Linked DNA regions of Mus musculus: region 1 is linked to region 2. A link is a loop called in an ENCODE intact Hi-C map of the cell type or tissue named here. Cell type or tissue: left cerebral cortex. All regions are shown on one strand. Each heading gives the region's core, and the rest is flanking DNA. Links, peaks and the distances in the headings are about the cores only. Region 1 overlaps Snd1 (staphylococcal nuclease and tudor domain containing 1). Region 2 holds the start of Lrrc4 (leucine rich repeat containing 4).

Region 1 (9,189 bases), core at 407-8,406, 79 kb after region 2:
TTATATCAAAATAAAAAGGTACAAGAGCTTGTAGGGAAAACAAATCTCTGGATGATTTAAAACTGTATCTTCTATGTCAGGTTATAACCATGTACTGTGTGTAAGCTTCTGGGACTGCTTAGCAGTATTGTTAATCAACACTGTTAACATTTTTACACCATCTCTGTCTATACCACTTCTCAAGGCCCTCTGTTTAACCCCTTTACCACCAAACCAGAAAGGAGGGCTCCCTGGTGGACAGCAGATCCTCTGTTCCTCTAACCTGTTCTCAGCTATACGTAAGTACCACCAGGACCAGGCAAGCTGCTTGGCCTTTTATTAGCAGAGCAGCTGAATAATTTATAAAGGTTGCACAGGGCCCATTAGAAGTGTCCTGGCAGTAATAGCTGGCTTAGGACTTTGCTTACTCAGGGCTAAAGTTTAATTTGTCAGTAAACACCCAGCTCATAAACCCATCCCACAGGTCTGACCTGCTCTTTCCACAATCACATGTCCTAGCCATGCTCTCTTAGGTACGTATGTTCTTATTGGTGTCACCTTGTGGGCCAAGAAAACAAATCCAACCCCCAAATGATGACTACAACGTGTATCTCCATGACTATATCTCCCAAGAGGGGTGGCTGTTATCGTCTTTTTGAGCTTTGTTTTTGGTTATACCACAAGAAAGGCACTATTGGATTGGTTTCTAGCCAGCAAGGGCACAGGCAGATACAATGAATGAGCAAAGGCTGGAACCCCCCTTACTGCCTCCAGAAATATAAGAGGTGAGAGCTGGGTAACTCATTGCTAATATGGGTGCTACATTCTAAAAGAGGGCACATAAAGCAAGATTAAGAAAACGTGCTGTTATTTAGCAGGTTAATATACTTTTCTATACCTCAATTTTCTCATTTGTAAAATAGGGATTGTACTGTTAATTACCTCAGAAAGCTGTGGTTGGAGCTAAATCTACAAGTACAGTAAATACCCACTAAGCAAAAGCTAGTATTAGAAGATCAGAACAGTAATGAACCAGAGAAAACAAATCCAACCCATTTAGTCTATGGAAAAACAGAGGCCACAGAAGCTAATGTACCTGTTCAGGGTTCTGTAACTCTGGGCAGATGCCAGCATTATTCTGATTCTCTTAAGACACCCAGTTTGGTCTCTTAGATGTCAGAACTGCTATGGCTTTACCAGTCTGTGGGAACACTGTGGGGATTGTTTTTCTGAAATTTTAAATAATTAAAATGTTATACCTGCCCCCTCTAGCCCAAAAAGGTTAATCAGTTCATTCATTCATTCATTCATTCATTCATTCATTCACTCACTCAGGTTCAAGCACTACTCCATCCATGTACTGCTACAAGGAATTAAGTGGTGACAAGACCAGTAACAGCCCTGTCTTCAAGCATCTTACAGACTTAAGCCATAGTAACATGATAAGGAGATGGCAGGGACTGGAGCAATGAGTTAGACATGCCTTAACTGAGGTCACTCATGCTTGCGCTGGTCTCCAGAAAGATGGTAAACACTAGTTTCAGCATATGCATCCATGAATATTCATGAATACATGTAATAAGAAATTACAGTGCCCTCTATGAATTTCATTCTTGGGTTACCATAATAGAGACCAATACACTACCACTAATGACTTTTTATAAGAACAGACCCCTGCAGGTCTTTGGTCTCCCCTCCCAGGCTATCCCGGTGTAGAGGGGTTAAGGGGTTAAGGTAAGAACACGGGGTAATGAAAGTGGAATTCACTTCAGATTCTATCAGGTGAAGGTCATTTCTCATCTCTCTTGAGGTTCAATTCTTTGCCCTTAGCATTTGTGTTAGGGCCCAAGAAATTCCTGCCTCCAGAATCAGATCAGGGGATCAAAGAGCTATTCTTAATGTCTCAGTTGAGGCCAACTGAAGGAGGGAATGGAGGCAGAGGCAGGCTACTCACTCCAGCATTTAGCGGTCCTCCTCCACAACGGGGCCATTGAGTGGGTGCCACAATAGATGGCTGAGAATAAAAGGCTGAAGGAAAGCATACAGAGTCCCCTTGCACAGAGTCGGTCATTCATCACCAGGCAAGTGCCAATATCTGGGAACAGCAATCTCAATTTCTGCAAATCCTCCAACCTGCAACAGCTGCTAGTGACTCTGGTGGGCGACTTTCCTGCTTACTAGAGTTTGCAATACCCAGCCCTGGCCAGGAGCCAAGGAGACATTACTTAGGGTAGAGCCAAGCTGGCTGCAGTGAGCAGCAACAATGGACTTCACAGCTTATAAAGCAGCTTACAAAGGGCTCCCGTGTATTTCAAAAAGCACTTCAGATAGCTGGTGAGAGAAGCTATCTGCACACACGCAGTCAAGCAGTTTATTCCTAACCCACTTAATTCAAGGTTTCTGTCAGAAGCCAGGATATATTGGAGGCAGGGACAGAGAGCCACGAGGTAGGATGCCGGGACGCAGTTATGGCACATCTCCTTTTCGTAGAGAACCTGCTCAGCAGGAAGGGGAGTGGCTGGCAGTAGCCAGCATTTCAAATGGATAGCCAATGTAAGAGAACTAAGGCAGGCTATGGGATTCTGGGCTCTTTAGAGAGCTATCTGTCTTGCTTTCATCAGCACCCTTAAGTAGCATCTGTAAATGTTACTAATGCCCACTGCTATACCAACCAAGTGGACTGCAAAGGTCTTCTGTCCTGCCTTACCACCTGATGTCTCTGGGGACCACTTACCAACTCCTTGCCATGCAGGCTATCCTATAAGGTACAGTTTTGTTTTCAGAGAACAGGTTCACCAAGAAACAGGCCTAGAAACCAAAGAAGCCAAAGACTGAGCACAGAATGCATGTGCTCACAGGTGGTAAACACTGAATGTACCCAAAAGGGACTTTCCATAGAAGAGATGCAGAGGTATGGAGCAATTTTCTATTAATTTTATCTGGTCCATTACCTTTTTATTTTGTTCAGGCGTTGAGACAGGGTTGGGTCCAGGCTGGCCATTTTAAAACTTGCTATGTAGCCATGGATCATACCAATCTTAGATCTTTCTGCCTTCACTTACAGAGGGCTGGGGATTGAATTCAGAGTGTCCTGTTAGGTTAGCACTTATCACCCAAGCTGCTGCACACTGTCTACAAGGTCTTAGAGAACTTCATGTGTGTTTTGTTCACAGAAGATGAACTGATGCAAAGGCATGTGGCAGAGTCAGCAGAACTTGGACTGTGAAATGGACATGGAAGGACTCACTGGACTTTGGAGTCCCTTGGTGAACCTAAGTATCTGTCATGCTGGGTGTGAATTTCCTAGGGGAAACTCTGATTCAGCCCAGCCCAGGTAAGATGTGTATAAGACCAACTGATACAATTAGAAGACACACAGAAGCCTGTATCAGATATGTGAAGTGGAAGTTAGGGAAGTAATACGGCTCAAATGCTACTATGATGAAGAAACCAAAGGAGCCAAGTCTAGTCTAGACCTTCGTTTTACTAGGCCTATCCTCTCAATAACTGATAAATATGATGTGATAGTACTTACCGCAAGTTCAAACTCATAGCAGGAGGCATACCATCATGAAAGGAGGCTTAGAATTACATCTGTCCAGGCCATGTAATGTCTTTTATTACTTAGTGTATGACATATTATGTGCAGCAATAAGACAGATTTTATTGTATTTTTGAAAATTAGTGCTAAGGTCTAGGCTCAAAGCCCTGCACATAGCAGGCAATGTTCAGCCAGAGAGCACATGCCCAGCTGCAGGCATCAGGCTCTGAGTTAGTGAATTACAAGCTTGTACCTCACCAGCCTCGTAGGTGCTTATATCTTATTTACTCAGGAATTAGTTAGCAGAGGAGAGAGAGAGAGAGAGAGAGAGAGAGAGAGAGAGAGAGAGAGAGAGAGAGAGAGAGAGAGACTGAGCAAGCTTGCTTTAGAAAGAAATAAGGGAAATTACTTATATCAACTGCAGAATTTTGGTTGTCTACCCAGAATGCACCTTGATTTGCAATATGCATTTGAGACCCTTTTACACTATTTTAAAAGTGTATAGTGAGTGTGTGTGTGTGTGTGTGGGGGGGGTGTAAAAGAACTGGTCTTTTACCAAAAAAGGTCCCTGTAAGTCAGAACTTAAAGAAACAAAATCAGATATTGAATTATAGAAAAAGCACTACATGTGTGCTGATCAGCCAATGCAAGCTTTCTGCCCTTAATCAGCAAGCTCCAGGTTAGGAAGAGCTGGGAGAGGCTGGGAAGGCTCTGGTCCCAGTCCATGACTGTGCAGTTTTCATTTGGTTCTCGAGATCTTTATGATGAAGTTGCTATCTACCATGAGCAGGGGCTGGGCAAGAGGATTTAACTGCTGGCACCTCTCATCTTAAGGGGCTACTTCTGTGCTGGCAATTCACGATCTAGTATGCAGGGCAGTGAAGTCCAAATGCTAACCCTTCGAAGGCCTCCACCATCTTCTTTTCTTCCCCTGCAGTGCTGAGCAATAGCAGGTGTAAGTAACCACTGGCTTTTACAAGGGGGGATGGGAGCACAGATACAGGCAAGAACAAGTATCTGTTACCATGTCTTCCACCCACTGCTCTGGGAAGGAGAAAACTCTGCTCTCTTCAAATCAAAGCAGGCTGCTTACAAGGAATACCACATGAGTGAGAAAGATGGCCACTCTACGCAATATGCCTATTTTGATACGAAGGGTTGTTGTTGTTACCATTTCCCAATCAGTAGCACTCACGAGCATATCTAAACTTGGAAAAGAATAAAAAAAATTCCCTGTTAAACAATGAGAATCAAGAGTAAAAAGAAATAGCAGTTTGCTGAAAAACAGACTAAAATATATCAGGGCCTTAGAGTTATTTCTGCATTCCCTGCACATACAACATCATTCATGAAGAAGGCAATGGTACAAATATAGCATAAATGTCGTCTGCTCTAGCTTGTAATTTAAAATGCAAATGCTAATGAGTGAACTGGCGTATCAGTGGAGTTAATAACCGCATGCCTAGCACAGGGGCTGCATCCAAAACACACACCGAGAAGAGACAGACACCATGTTCCAATTTAAAAATAAAAACACCCAAATTAACCCTAGAAAAATCACTAGCAGATGTACAAGCTCAGGAAAAGGAGGCACACAAGGGCAGGGAAACAGGGACTTCTCTGCTAGTCTGCTGACTGGTAGACTTAGCCACCTTCATCCACAGTAAAGGTGTGCACAGGAGTCCCAGTGTTTATCCGGGAATTCTATGTAAAGCAACATTAGACTACACAGAAGGGAGGACTACACACAGGGAAGCCTGAGAGCGCCAATGTCAAGTTCTTCCACAGCCCATTTTAGAACCCTGTTAGCAGGGAGCCATAGAAGATGTACTTCTCATTTATTTTTTCATAGGCAAAGAGAAAAGAAACCCTGGTTAAACCTTTCCAAAACCTCTAAGTAATTGAAATAAATGGAAAAAAGCTTCAGTAGTGACTGCATTTGTCTCAGATGCTTCCCACATATGACAGGGACTTCTGTGCCTCATTTCTGCACATATGGGGCGATGCCTGGCACCTCTCCGTCAGAATAGGAATGTTCCTATGAGGCACAGCTCCCAGGGCTTCGGTGGCCTCATGCGTGGTGAGTCAAAGTCTGTGAGGCCTTGTAAAGGCCAACTGAGGGAATGCGCATGGTGGCCCACACCAGGCAACTTTCAAGTGTGTAGCTCCCATACAAACTGTACAATTTCATGCAAATCCAGACATCAGTTGGAGAGACCCCAGCAACTTTATGAACAAGCTGCAAGGGGAGCAATGACCTAGGGCAGAAGAGAAGGGCCAAGACCATTTATTTCATTGTTCAATAATGAACAGGTTAAATGATGTAAATTGAGAGGCAGTTCTCATAGCAACCAAGATACTTCTTACAAGTAGTGTGTACTGTTCATGCTGAGGCTACTCACTACAAGAAATGTCATAACATTTCTCTTAAAAAATAATTATTAACTGTTATATATATGCTTTGCTTGCATGTAGGTCTACATACATGTGTTTGCTTGGTGCCTGTGGAGACCAAAAGGGGGTGTCAGATCCCCTGGGACTGGTGTTACAGAGAGTTGTGAGCTGCCATGTGGGTGCTAGAACCAAATCTGCAAACAAGTGCACTTAGCTGCTGAGCCATCCGTCCATTCCTCCTTTTAATTTTAAATCATCAAATTATTTCCTCCTTTTAGTTTTAAATCATCAAATTATTTTTTATGTTTCCTGTCTTTCATCCAGGGTCTGCTTCTATAATCTTTCTGGCCAAGCAGACTCCCTCATAAAGCTAGGCTAGTGGAGAGTAGCCTAATCTAGGATGCCTTTTCACCAGTGCTAGTTGGTAAATAGAAAATGCCAGCAAGCTGATGTAATGGTGCTGAGAGAAAACTACAACAAACAACCCTCTACCAAAATGTATTCTGAAAATGCCATGGAATGCAATGGGCACAACCAGAGAGACTGTGCTATAACTGAACACATGCCAATGGACCTCTCAGATCCCTGGAAACTTCCTCTTCACCATTCCCTGCCCTAAGAAGATTCAGCAAGGAACCCTTGTTGAAGTAGAAAAGGAAGAGGAGGAGGAACTGTAAAGGAAAAAGCACACAGCCCTGCTTCTGGCTCCTTCTCAGGGCTCGTACTCTCTGTGAATGACAGGTTTTGTTTCTACCAAGGATCACCCTTATCTCACCTAAACCAAGACTCTGAACTAATAAGACCACAAAAAGCACTGGCAGCCTTCTGCGAAGTCGAAGAGTTCAGAAGGAATCTTCCCAGCGATCAGCCAAAGGCATTCCAAGTGGAGGATTATACAATGTTTCTTTGGCACACAGAACCCAAGTGAGACAGGATCAATTGAACAGTTTGACTTGGAGGCCACAGAAGTCTGACACACTCCACAGAGGGTTCCACAATGAAAAGCCCCTGGCTGACACAGGCTGACACAGAATTGCCATAGGGCCTTGCTGTTTCCTTCAACCCCTGGTCACCATCATCATACCAAGATAATTTGGCTTGTCTGAATGAAACAATTGTTGAGGAATCTGAAAATCAGAATCCTTAAGTGTTTCAGCTACAAGGTCTGTGGCTCCCTTAAACTATGCTGAACAAATTTTATTTTTACTGATGACTTTATTACTTTGCCTTGTTCAGAAAAATATTTGAAGTGGCTATTGAACTAATTGAAGCCCTCCCTCTTGTCTCCTGAAACACTATTTTATCCTTTGAGCCCTATGGTCCACTCCCAGATACGGGCATTTCCATTCTCACTGAAGATGACATACCATTAAAATACTATGGAACAGGGTACCCTGCCTTGGCCCAAACTAGCAGTCTGTCCCACTGGTCTCTGAATCTAGAACTTCTGGGTTTCAGAGCAGGACGGTTAGCTCTCTAAGAGTATCACAATGCTTATTTACTGTTTCAGAATCTCCAAGTGAGTCTCATCTGTTTGTAATTTAAGGTTGTGTTTCTCTTTCTCCTACCTCATGTTTTGTTTGCTATTATTACTGTTTTGAGACTGTACTCCAGGCTGGCCTGGAACTATGCCAATCTTCCTGCCTTAGCCGCTCATGTGTCGGGATGACTGATCTGAACAGCCCAGCTACCCTATCCTTAAAATATTTGTTCCCCTTTATGTCTATACATTCCTTCCTGCTAGAAGGCTCCAACTTTATCATGCATTTCTATCTTCCTTAAGATGGTGCCCAGAGGACAGAAAACATTATTAAATAACCATGCCAATGAATGTCTCATAAGTTATGAGGCAGTGCATTCTGGGGCTGGTTCATGATTGAGAAGGTAGACAATCAGCCTACAGTTAGAGGCTTTGCTCTTTCACCTGCCCGTGAGCAGGCAGAGACTTCACGCTGAGGCCACAGCACTGAAGCTCAATGGGAGGAAAGTCCTTTGAGAAGAAGTTTGTTGAGAAAGTCCCACAGAAGCAGACACAGCGATGAGGACTGCATCCTTTTCGTAAGGCAATTCTTCTGAGAACTGAGACAGGCAAAAATGTTCTGCCTAGATAGCCAATCTGCCAAAAGAAAAGCTCCACATCTTCTGCTACCTTCCCTGGAAGGTTTTTCATCCCTCAATTACTTGTTCTTTCCTCTGCTCTTTTGCTGTGCTTTGCATCTGGGTTTGCCATCCTGTATTACCCTCCCCCACACCCCTCCATCCCAGTGAAATACAACTGGTACAATGGCAGTGTTGGCAGGCAGGGACTTTAAGGGATGGATTATTTACTGGAGGAGTAGGAGTTAGGAAGTGACCCTGCTCTTCGGAATTTTTCTCTTTTAGTTATACACTTGCCCTTCAACTTTCTACCTTGAGTTGAAGCAGCAGGGGTTCCCACAGAAGCAAGCAGATGCTGGTACCACTCGGGATTTAGATGACACGGCTTCCAGAACTGAGAGCCAGAATCCACTTCTTCCCCATACGCATTACCAGTCTCAGCTTAGCTGGGTCATGGCCACAACACAAAAGGAACTAAGACAATTCTTACGATGTGCTGCTTTCATTTATGATAATTCTAATTTTATTATTACTTGGTTTTATATGGCTGTGTATATTACTAAATTAAAAGTTAATTTGAGAGCATAAACTATCTTGTTAATTTATGTACCTACCTTGTAATAAATTTGTGAGAACTCTGGGCCTTGTCACAAATGCTGCCCAAACCTGTTGTGGCAATAATTTCCTGTAAGTGACATTTTGGGATGCTCTTCATCATAAAAATAAATAAATAGCTACAGAATCTCCGGAAGGTCTCTTGTCAAACTGCCTATTTCAGGTGACGGGTCCCAACTGAAAACACACAGGCAGAGGAGACATCCAAACTGGGAAGTCCCAAGAGAAAGAATATCCCACTTTACAAATATCCATTAAGTTGCAATTCAATTAAAACATCTGAAAGGAATTCATAAGTATCAGCAGACCCTGTAATTGCTTAATTAAGGATAGAAGCCCAGCAAACACAACCACAGTAACAGTCTGATTCATTAGCACCTCTCTGATAGCAGAATGGGGTTTCTCACTTAAACATACATTGGCTTTAATTGTGTAATTTGGTTAGGCACTGGTAATCAATGGGGATCTACCATTCCTGGGGCCCGGAGATGAGAAGGATGCTCCTGTTTACCTTCCCTCCCTTGCTCTCATTACAAGTTTTTGGTCTATTGAAACAAGCAGTT
Region 2 (8,963 bases), core at 964-8,963:
CTGTGAAGCAATTAATTTTAGGTGTGGAACCCTGATTCATAACCTAGTTTGCACGGATTATCCTGGTGGGCCCTAAATTCAACCAGAAGTGTCCCTCTAACTTACAGACAGGAAAGAAGAAAATGAGACAGTGTGACCATGGAGGCAGAGCCTAAGGGGACACATTGACAAGACAAGGGCTGCCTCCAGAAGTCAAGGCCACTCAAGATTCTTCAAGGAGCAAAGCCTTACTAGACTAAGAGCTTTGAGCTCCTAAATCTCCAAGAGAATTTGGTGGCTGAAGTCACTGACTATTATGTGGAAATGTTTTTATGGCAGCCAAAGAAATGAAGTCACTCTGCTGGGCGTGGTGGCGCAGGCCTTTAATCCCAACACCCAGGAGTCAGAGGCAGGCGGATTTCTGAGTTCGAGGCCAGCCTGGTCTACAAAGTGAGTTCCAGGACAGCCAGGGCTACACAGAGAAACCCTATCTCAAAAAACCAAAAAAAAAAAAAAAAAAAAAAAAAAAAAAAAAAAAAAAAAACCCACAAGAAATTAAGACACTCATTACTTCTGTAACCATAACAAAACTTCTTAAATCCACATATAAACTAGTGAATCTAATGGTTTCTTAGCTCAGTGCTGTGTTTACAGCCTTAAGTACCTATCAACAACCAGAAAATGTTACTAAAGTTATTCTATATACAGGTTATTAAAGAAAGCAAACCATTGGGCCTGGATGGGCCAGTGTATCTGCAAAGAGGGAAGGGGTATTCATAGGTGTTCTACTGGACATCTTTGATTGCTGGCCCTTATGTGTGACTGTGGCAAGAATGGTACCCCAAACTTACTTTCTCAAGAAAGGAAGAGCCAGCTAGCAAGCAGGAGGCCTGGCTTTTCACTCCAGCCCAAAGGCACCACCAGCCCTGGTGAAACTAGTCTCAGTAGAGAAAGTCTCAGTAGAGAAAGAAGCCTTTGTAATCTGTCCAGCTCCATGTAATTTCCCTCCCTCCCTTTCTTTTTCTCTAGACAGAGTCTCATATATCCCAGGCTGGCTTCAAAGTTGCTATGTAGGATGACTGTGAACTGAATTCTGGGGTTATAGGTGTGCTCTATCATGGCTAGTTAATGCAGTGCTTTTGATAGGCTTGAGCTATATCATAAGCCCAGCGCTCTGTAATGGTTATCAGCTACCTTGTCTTATTTCAGATGAAGTTTTAGAAAATGGCTCTTGCTAGGCTCTATGGAGTGCCTCAACCCTGCCACCTTCAATCCTGGGGACAGAATCTAAGGCACTGGAGATGCCATGTTGGAGATCTACTACAAAGCTATCGTCCCAGCCCACTTTGACTTCTTCTTCCTTTTTTTTTTTTTTAAAGATTTATTTATTTTATGTGAGTACACTGTCACTTTCTCCAGACACACCAGAAGAGGGCATCAGATGTCATTACAGATGGTTGTGAGCCACCATGTGGTTGCTGGGAATTGAACTCAGGACCTCTGGAAGAGCAATCTTAACCACTGAGCCCTCTCTCCGGCCTGACTTCCTCCTTCTTTAGTTTAAAGCTTTTCCCTTCACTTTCTTTAAAAGAGCAGAGATTTCTAGAGAAAACAACTTTCAGAGCATCTGTGTTGCCCTGGACCATCCACTCAAGGAAGAAATACATCCTATTGATGACTGTGGGCAATCGCAGCAGAGCCTCACTAGGGGATCAGAGGCAGTAAGGGAGCCTCCTCTAAGAGGAACAGAATCTTCAGTGGCCAGGTGACTCCAGAGAAGAAGCTCAGTCACTGCACTGGACAGGAGGCCATGAGCACTCCTACATGGAACATTTCTTACATTTTTTTTTTATCATTGCAAATTCACCAACTAATATCTTTCCTTGTCTCTTTGGAGAACAATTTTCATATTATTTTTCCTTCTTTATTCCTGTCTCTCAAATCTCTTCCTTTTCTTGCCCTTACTCTGATTCTGTTCTTGTTGGACCTCCCCAGAAGAAACCCAAAAGTATATTAGAAGCAAGATGGTACCCTGCTGTTACTTGCAAACCCCATGAGGCATTATGGACATCTAGTGGCTGCTGAGGATAATGCCTCAGGGACAGACATATTTGCAAAGTAGGGAGTGGGCCAGCCTGGCAGCCCTGGGTCCCTCTACATGAACATTCCTTTGACTTCTTATCAGAATCCCAAGTCATATGAAATGGCATGTTAGCACTATCAAAACTCCACCTTTACCCCCAAAACAGTAAGCATAGAACATGTCTGCTCACAAAGAATACAGAGCAAGCATTTGATAATATCTTCAAGCCCAGGCTTTAAAGGCCAATTAGCCACATATCAGCATACTGATAGAAGGAACTCAGAGGGACAGACTTTGATATTAACTAGTCATGTGACTTTAGGGAAGTTACCATGCCTTTCTGAGTTTCCTTAACATCAATAAAGTGAGAGGCCAAGTCAATATGATCTCTCTTAAGGATTCTTTAAAAATGAACATGCTGTGATCTGTGATCAGCTCTATTCCAGTCCTGTGGATGTTTATACTAAACTGAAGGGAACATTCTCTCCTCAGCTCCACAGCCTAATTCCAAGGCTACAACCCCAAAGGATCAGCCTTCTTCCCAAAGCTGCCTGTCTGAAAAGGAGGGAAAGTCATGGACTCTGAGAAGTAAGTGAAACTTTCTAGCCCATCTCCTTGATTTCATAAATCAAGGCATACTTCATTATACATTCTATCTAATCTGAAACAACAACCAGAACGCAGGCATCCCAACTTCAGTACAAGGCCCATTCTTCAAAACTGAGCTGCTGACCCAGGCTTTGGCCAGCCTCTTGAACACACCTTTAGCATTCTTTTAACAGTGCCTATGTGAAACTGCCCATGTTCTCAGTCCACTGCAGTGTTCCTTATTTAAATGTGAACTGCCTTCTCTTATTTCTTAGTGGTACTACTACAGATCCAGGCACCAGCCAGAACTACTAGTTGTGAGGGGCAAAATACCAGAGGAAACTCAGTAAGACGCTGGAAGACTGCTTCAGGTCAGGAGGACTGTGAACTGCAGGTTTGACAGCCTCTTCTTTAGTCTACTCTGTAGGTTCCAGGAACTTCTGTGGCCTAGCTGGCCCATAAAGGGTAAAGCAATCCCATGTAGCACTCCACTGAATTTGGGAACATTTACTCTAATCAGCACCGACTTCATTTACTACGAGATAATCTTGTTCCTAGTAGTGATTTAATCCAACTCAGCCCACCCTCCCTCCCATCTACCTTTACAATGTGGGGGCAGCAGCTGAACAGATGGGGCCCCAGTTTGCCTACACAAGCAGGAAACCAGTTCAGGCAGAGCCCCTTTTCCTGAAAGGAGAGAGAGGCACCATACTCCTGTGTGCCACCCATTCCCTAGTGATACCCACCCCCAATATCCCCAATAACACAACACTTTCCCTGCTTAGTTGCAGCTGGGTCAACGACAGCTTTCCCCACAGATTCCTGGTGTACCAGGCTCACATTTCCTGGGCCCACAAGACAGTGACATCCTTCTTACACACGGGCTTTAATGAGGAATTCAAAGGATTGGGGCACATGCCTGGAATTACAAGAGTTGAAAGGTTGAGGCTAGAGGATCGCTATGAATTCAAGGCCAGTCTAGGCTTTAAAACAAAACCCTGTCTCCAAGGGGAAAGCCACTGCAGAGTCAACTGGAATTAGACCTTAGCATGAGTGTAGGGCTTACCTCAGTTTCTAATTTCTCCCTCTGATCTCTCATCACAAGTGATACGTTTGTAGGACTGACTTTCTTAGTCCTTTCTCTCATGCTCTTTCTGATTTCTCATATACCCTTGATTGAATGTTCAGTCTCTCCCCAACCTTGCCTCCACCACTGGCCTGGGCAGTAGATACAGTGGATATTCTGTTAGGGATGAACTCACTGGTCTCATGAATTGAAGACTGACTTGAAAAGCTGACTGTCACTATCTGGCACAAGTGCTTTACCTGGAAAATGGAGACAACAGGGGGCAGTCTCTTCACCAGAGCAGTCGCAGGTACATTCTTAGCATGGTGGGCACACAAACACCCTAACAAGGACTAGCGAGTGGAGGGTGAAGTCTGACTGCATTAGTCTGTAAGAACACTCTGTGGAATCATGCCTACGCCCAAGAGCCCTGACACCAATCTGTGTGGGGCTTGTCAGGGTTCAAATCCTGGTGCTACAACTTAGTATATGTGGGACTCTAGTCACATACTTTATTCTACCCATTCATAAAATGAATCATAAAGAAATGGCTCAAAAATATCATGCTAATGTTTTTCCTTGACAGCGAATATAAATGTCACGGTCTTGGTAAAGGACAGGAATACAAAATTGTGGACATTGGAACTTTCTAGGACTTGGAGAAGGTTTAGGGTTTGAAGAAGCAGATAATACTGAGATTATGGCTGTGGTAGAGTTCAGGAAGTTGGGAAATCCTGGGGTCCTCATCCGTAAGTAACAGCCCACGTGGGAACAATGGGGTTAAACAACACACTTGTTAGATAACAGGCAAAAGCTGGGAGGATCTCAGTGATTCTACTGGACCTACAGCACAGTGCTAATCTATAGATTGTTTCACCCTCACATGGTTGAGAAAAGAGGTTCTTTTATGGAGGAAATGAGTTGGCAAATGCTGACCTATGCTTTTACAATAGCCTGTCAAAGCAGGGACCAGAACTCCCCTTTCAGCAAGCTGCTAAGGGACTCCCAGAGAGAGGCTGGTGCAGCTCCAGGGGCAGAAGGCATAAATTACCTTACTGGCCCCTGCATACAGGGGAGGGGAAGGGGGCATCTGAGAGGCAAGGCTGCAGGCAGCTCCCCAATGAATGAACCACGGGCTGCTGCACCATGGGTTCTCAGAACTCACCTCAATCCTCCCCAGGTTGTCATTTCCCCGACTCCTTGAATTTGGTCTTTCTTCCCACTGTTTCCCGCCCCCACAGCCCTCATTAAGAAAACTATCATTTAAAGCCCTAGTTACTGTGGGAGAGGGGAGGGGGCAAGAAAATGTTCGAGAGAGGGGACTGGAAGGACAGGCACAGAGTAAGGCGAAGCATAGACTTTGGTCTTCTGACTCAACGCAGCCCTTGCGTGGATTCGGCTGCCTGCCCCTAGGTCCCCACCATCCTGCAGATCCAAACTCTGGCCGCGCAGCCAGGCACCCCGTCAGCATTCAGCGGGGGTGCGGATGACGCGGGCGCTCGTAGGAGGCCGGCCAACTGCTGCAGCCCCACCGAGGGCCGCCGCACCCGGGCCCCTGAGCCCAGCAGTCCACGGCTGTAGGGTGCTGGGTGGCTCGGGTGGGGGCCGCGCAGTCTCCGCTGCAGCCCCGCACGGCTCCAGCCTATCAGCGGCCAACCAGCCACTCGCTCCGACCTGACCAAAATAGCTGCGAACGCCTGCGACTAGCGCGCAGCCCCTCACTTGACGCTCACTCGGACTCGCTCGCCCGCTCGCCCGCTCGGGCCGCTCCGATCGTCTAGAGGGGGCGGGGAGGAAGCTGCGGGGGAGGGGGGAGGGGGGTGGGGAAAAAGAAGGAAGGAAGGAAGGAAGGAAGGAAGGAAGGAAGGAAGGAAGGAAGGAAGAAGCGAGGAAGGCAGGCAGCCCTCCGCGACTCGGGGCTGCGCGGCGCGAGCCAGCGCGTGCTGGAAGGCGCGGCGTTAACCCCTTGAGGGCAGGCGGCAGAGGGAGAGCGGTGTTAATACATAAGAGCACTGCATCACGCTAATCTTCTCCCTAGAACAGTATGCGTCAGCAGTACATTCACGTTCTGACTGAAGGACAAAAGGATGAGAGAGCAGTCTGCGTGGCTGCCACCTGCAACACCGCGAGCCCGGCGCGAGGAGGAGACGGTGGGCGCCGAGCGCAGGGGCCCCGCTGCTGCCACCGCCGCCGCTAGCCAGCGGGGACCATGTTCACCGGCTTCGGAGCGTTTCCCGCAGCCGCTACCCCCACTGCTCACGCTGCCGTCGCCAGCGCTCTGGCCGCTGCAGCAGCCCGCTGGCAGCTCCGTTGCTGAAGGCTCCGGGAGCCCAGCGGCGAACTCGCACTCTCCGCACAAAGCCGGGGCCGGCGGCGCGCCGGGAGCCCAGCAGTGGCGGGCGGCGGCGGGCGCTTGCGCGCTGCCGGGGGCTGCGGCCGCCGCCGCTGCCGGACCCGCGCCCGCCCCCGGACTCCCTGAAGGGGCCTGCGGTGCGGGCGCGACCGCGGGCGCTGCGCGCTCCTCCGTTCGCGGACTGGGTCCCAGCACCACGTCCACGCCGCTGCCCCTCTGGGGCTGGACGGATTACCGCTCCCCGCACCAGCAGACGGCGGGACTGGAGAACTGAGCCCAGTTTTTGTCTTTTTAACCCTTCCGAGAAGAGGCGAAGAGAAAAGGGGGTGTGTGCCTAGGGAGGGCGAAGGCGCAGCGAACACCTCTTAACTCTCGCAGCCCCGCGAGCTCACGACTGCAATCAGCTGCCGCCAGCTCTGGGCGGCCGACGCTGGGAAAGCAGAGTGGAGAGCAGCGCAGCAACCAGCGAGCGCGGCCTGGGCGGCTTCGGGAGCGCCCCCGCACCCCCATCCCCCGCGGCGGCCCAGGGAGAGGGCTGGGGGCTGGAGACACACTTTGGCGATGAAGCGCCTTCTCCCGCGACTGGAACAAGCTGGTGCCAGGGTCCAAGGACAAAGCAGGGAAGCGCTGGTGGCGCCGCTCCTCGGGCTCTCGGGGGGGCATGCACCTGCATAGCCCGCCGGGCCTTGGCTCTCCCTGGCGCGCCTCAACTCCGCGGCTTCGCCGGCTCCGGATTTACTAGAAGCCATTTTGTCTCCCCTACCCCTCCCCTCCCCTCCCCTCTGCCCTCCCTGCCCCCACTACTTCCCCCTTTGTTAATTAAAACTAAAGTCAGAATGGGAACGATGAGCCCAGCTCTCGTGGAGAAAGCTTAAGGACACAGCGCTAATTCTTTCCTGCTTTCCTTCCGAGGTAGGTGACAGGGAATTGGGTGGGGATGGTCGCAACGTGGGAGAGAGTCTTAGCTTTCTATGGGTTGGCCTTGAGGGTGGGCTGGTAGATGAGGGGCCGCTCAGTAGTTTCGCAGGGTTTTTCTAGGCCGATCTGCTTGTCTCTAATCGCCCCCTCCCCACCTCCTTCTCCAGATGGAAAGAGGAGCTCCTAGCTCACTTAAGCCGGGGTAAGGCTGGTTCTCTTTTCCAAGCCAAAATCCCAGGCGATGGTGAATTATGAACGTGCCACACCATGAAGCTCTTGTGGCAGGTAACTGTGCACCACACCTGGAATGCCGTCCTGCTTCCCGTCGTCTACCTCACGGCGCAAGTGTGGATTCTGTGTGCAGCCATCGCTGCTGCCGCTTCAGCCGGGCCCCAAAACTGCCCCTCCGTCTGTTCCTGCAGTAACCAGTTCAGCAAGGTGGTGTGCACCCGCCGGGGACTCTCTGAGGTCCCACAGGGTATTCCTTCCAACACCCGGTATCTCAACCTCATGGAAAACAACATCCAGATGATTCAGGCCGACACCTTCAGGCACCTCCATCACCTGGAGGTCCTGCAGCTGGGCAGGAACTCCATCAGGCAGATAGAGGTGGGGGCCTTCAATGGCCTCGCCAGTCTCAACACTCTGGAACTGTTCGACAACTGGCTGACAGTCATCCCCAGTGGGGCCTTTGAGTACCTGTCCAAACTGCGGGAGCTCTGGCTGCGAAACAATCCCATTGAGAGCATCCCTTCTTATGCCTTCAACCGGGTGCCCTCCCTCATGCGTCTGGACTTGGGGGAACTCAAGAAGCTGGAGTATATCTCTGAGGGGGCTTTTGAGGGGCTGTTCAACCTCAAGTACCTGAACTTGGGCATGTGCAACATTAAGGATATGCCCAATCTTACACCCCTGGTGGGGCTCGAGGAGCTTGAGATGTCAGGGAACCACTTTCCTGAGATCAGGCCTGGGTCCTTCCATGGCCTAAGCTCCCTCAAAAAACTGTGGGTGATGAACTCACAGGTCAGCCTGATTGAGCGGAATGCTTTTGACGGACTGGCTTCCCTCGTGGAACTCAACTTAGCCCACAATAACCTCTCATCTTTGCCCCATGACCTCTTCACACCCCTGAGATACCTGGTGGAGTTGCACCTACACCACAATCCTTGGAACTGTGATTGTGATATTCTGTGGCTGGCTTGGTGGCTTCGGGAGTATATCCCAACCAATTCCACCTGCTGTGGCCGCTGTCATGCTCCCATGCACATGCGAGGCCGCTACCTGGTAGAGGTGGACCAGGCTGCCTTTCAGTGCTCTGCCCCTTTCATCATGGATGCACCCCGGGACCTCAATATCTCTGAGGATCGGATGGCAGAACTGAAGTGTCGGACTCCCCCTATGTCCTCTGTGAAGTGGTTGCTGCCCAATGGGACAGTGCTCAGCCACGCCTCCCGGCATCCCCGGATCTCTGTTCTCAATGATGGCACCTTGAACTTTTCTCGTGTGCTGCTCATAGACACTGGAGTATACACATGCATGGTGACCAATGTGGCAGGCAACTCCAATGCCTCGGCCTACCTCAATGTGAGCTCGGCCGAGCTCAACACCCCCAACTTCAGCTTCTTCACCACTGTAACAGTGGAAACCACAGAGATATCACCTGAGGACATAACACGGAAGTACAAGCCTGTTCCCACCACATCCACTGGTTACCAGCCGGCATATACCACCTCTACCACGGTGCTCATTCAGACCACCCGTGTGCCCAAGCAGGTGCCAGTACCCTCCACAGATACCACTGACAAGATGCAGACCAGCCTGGATGAAGTCATGAAGACCACCAAGATCATCATTGGCTGCTTTGTGGCAGTGACTCTCCTAGCTGCTGCCATGTTGATTGTCTTCTATAAACTTCGCAAGCGGCACCAGCAGCGGAGTACAGTCACAGCTGCCAGGACAGTAGAGATTATCCAGGT

What was found. Hi-C counts contacts between places; a loop is a spot of excess contacts. Peaks named below come from ENCODE experiments on the same cell type or tissue, not always from the same donor. Only the 100,000 strongest peaks of a DNase experiment are listed, where the experiment ranks them.
Region 1: it touches region 2 in a loop (2.6-fold over the local background); 2 of 42 quality-filtered maps call a loop at or near these places.

The regions. Positions count from the first base shown.
Region 1 is chr6:28,749,736-28,758,924 of GRCm38, reverse strand. All of the region lies in intron 15 of Snd1 (staphylococcal nuclease and tudor domain containing 1), which reads right to left. Among named protein-coding and RNA genes, the nearest start is that of Lrrc4, 77 kb to the left of the region's middle. In left cerebral cortex, for the core only: no CTCF peak of the experiment used is centred there; DNase peaks (open chromatin) are centred at 2,093, 4,594, 5,078 and 5,505; H3K27ac peaks cover 4,705 bases.
Region 2 is chr6:28,829,906-28,838,868 of GRCm38, reverse strand. The region is part of intron 16 of Snd1 (staphylococcal nuclease and tudor domain containing 1); the gene reads right to left. It overlaps Lrrc4 (leucine rich repeat containing 4), which reads left to right and starts at 7,122. Exons shown (of 1, transcript NM_138682.2): 1 at 7,122-8,963. The coding sequence starts at 7,255. In left cerebral cortex, for the core only: CTCF peaks have their summits at 2,056, 3,987 (motif pointing right) and 5,847; DNase peaks (open chromatin) are centred at 7,284, 8,002, 8,365, 8,934 and 6 more places; H3K4me3 peaks cover 4,436 bases; H3K27ac peaks cover 4,097 bases.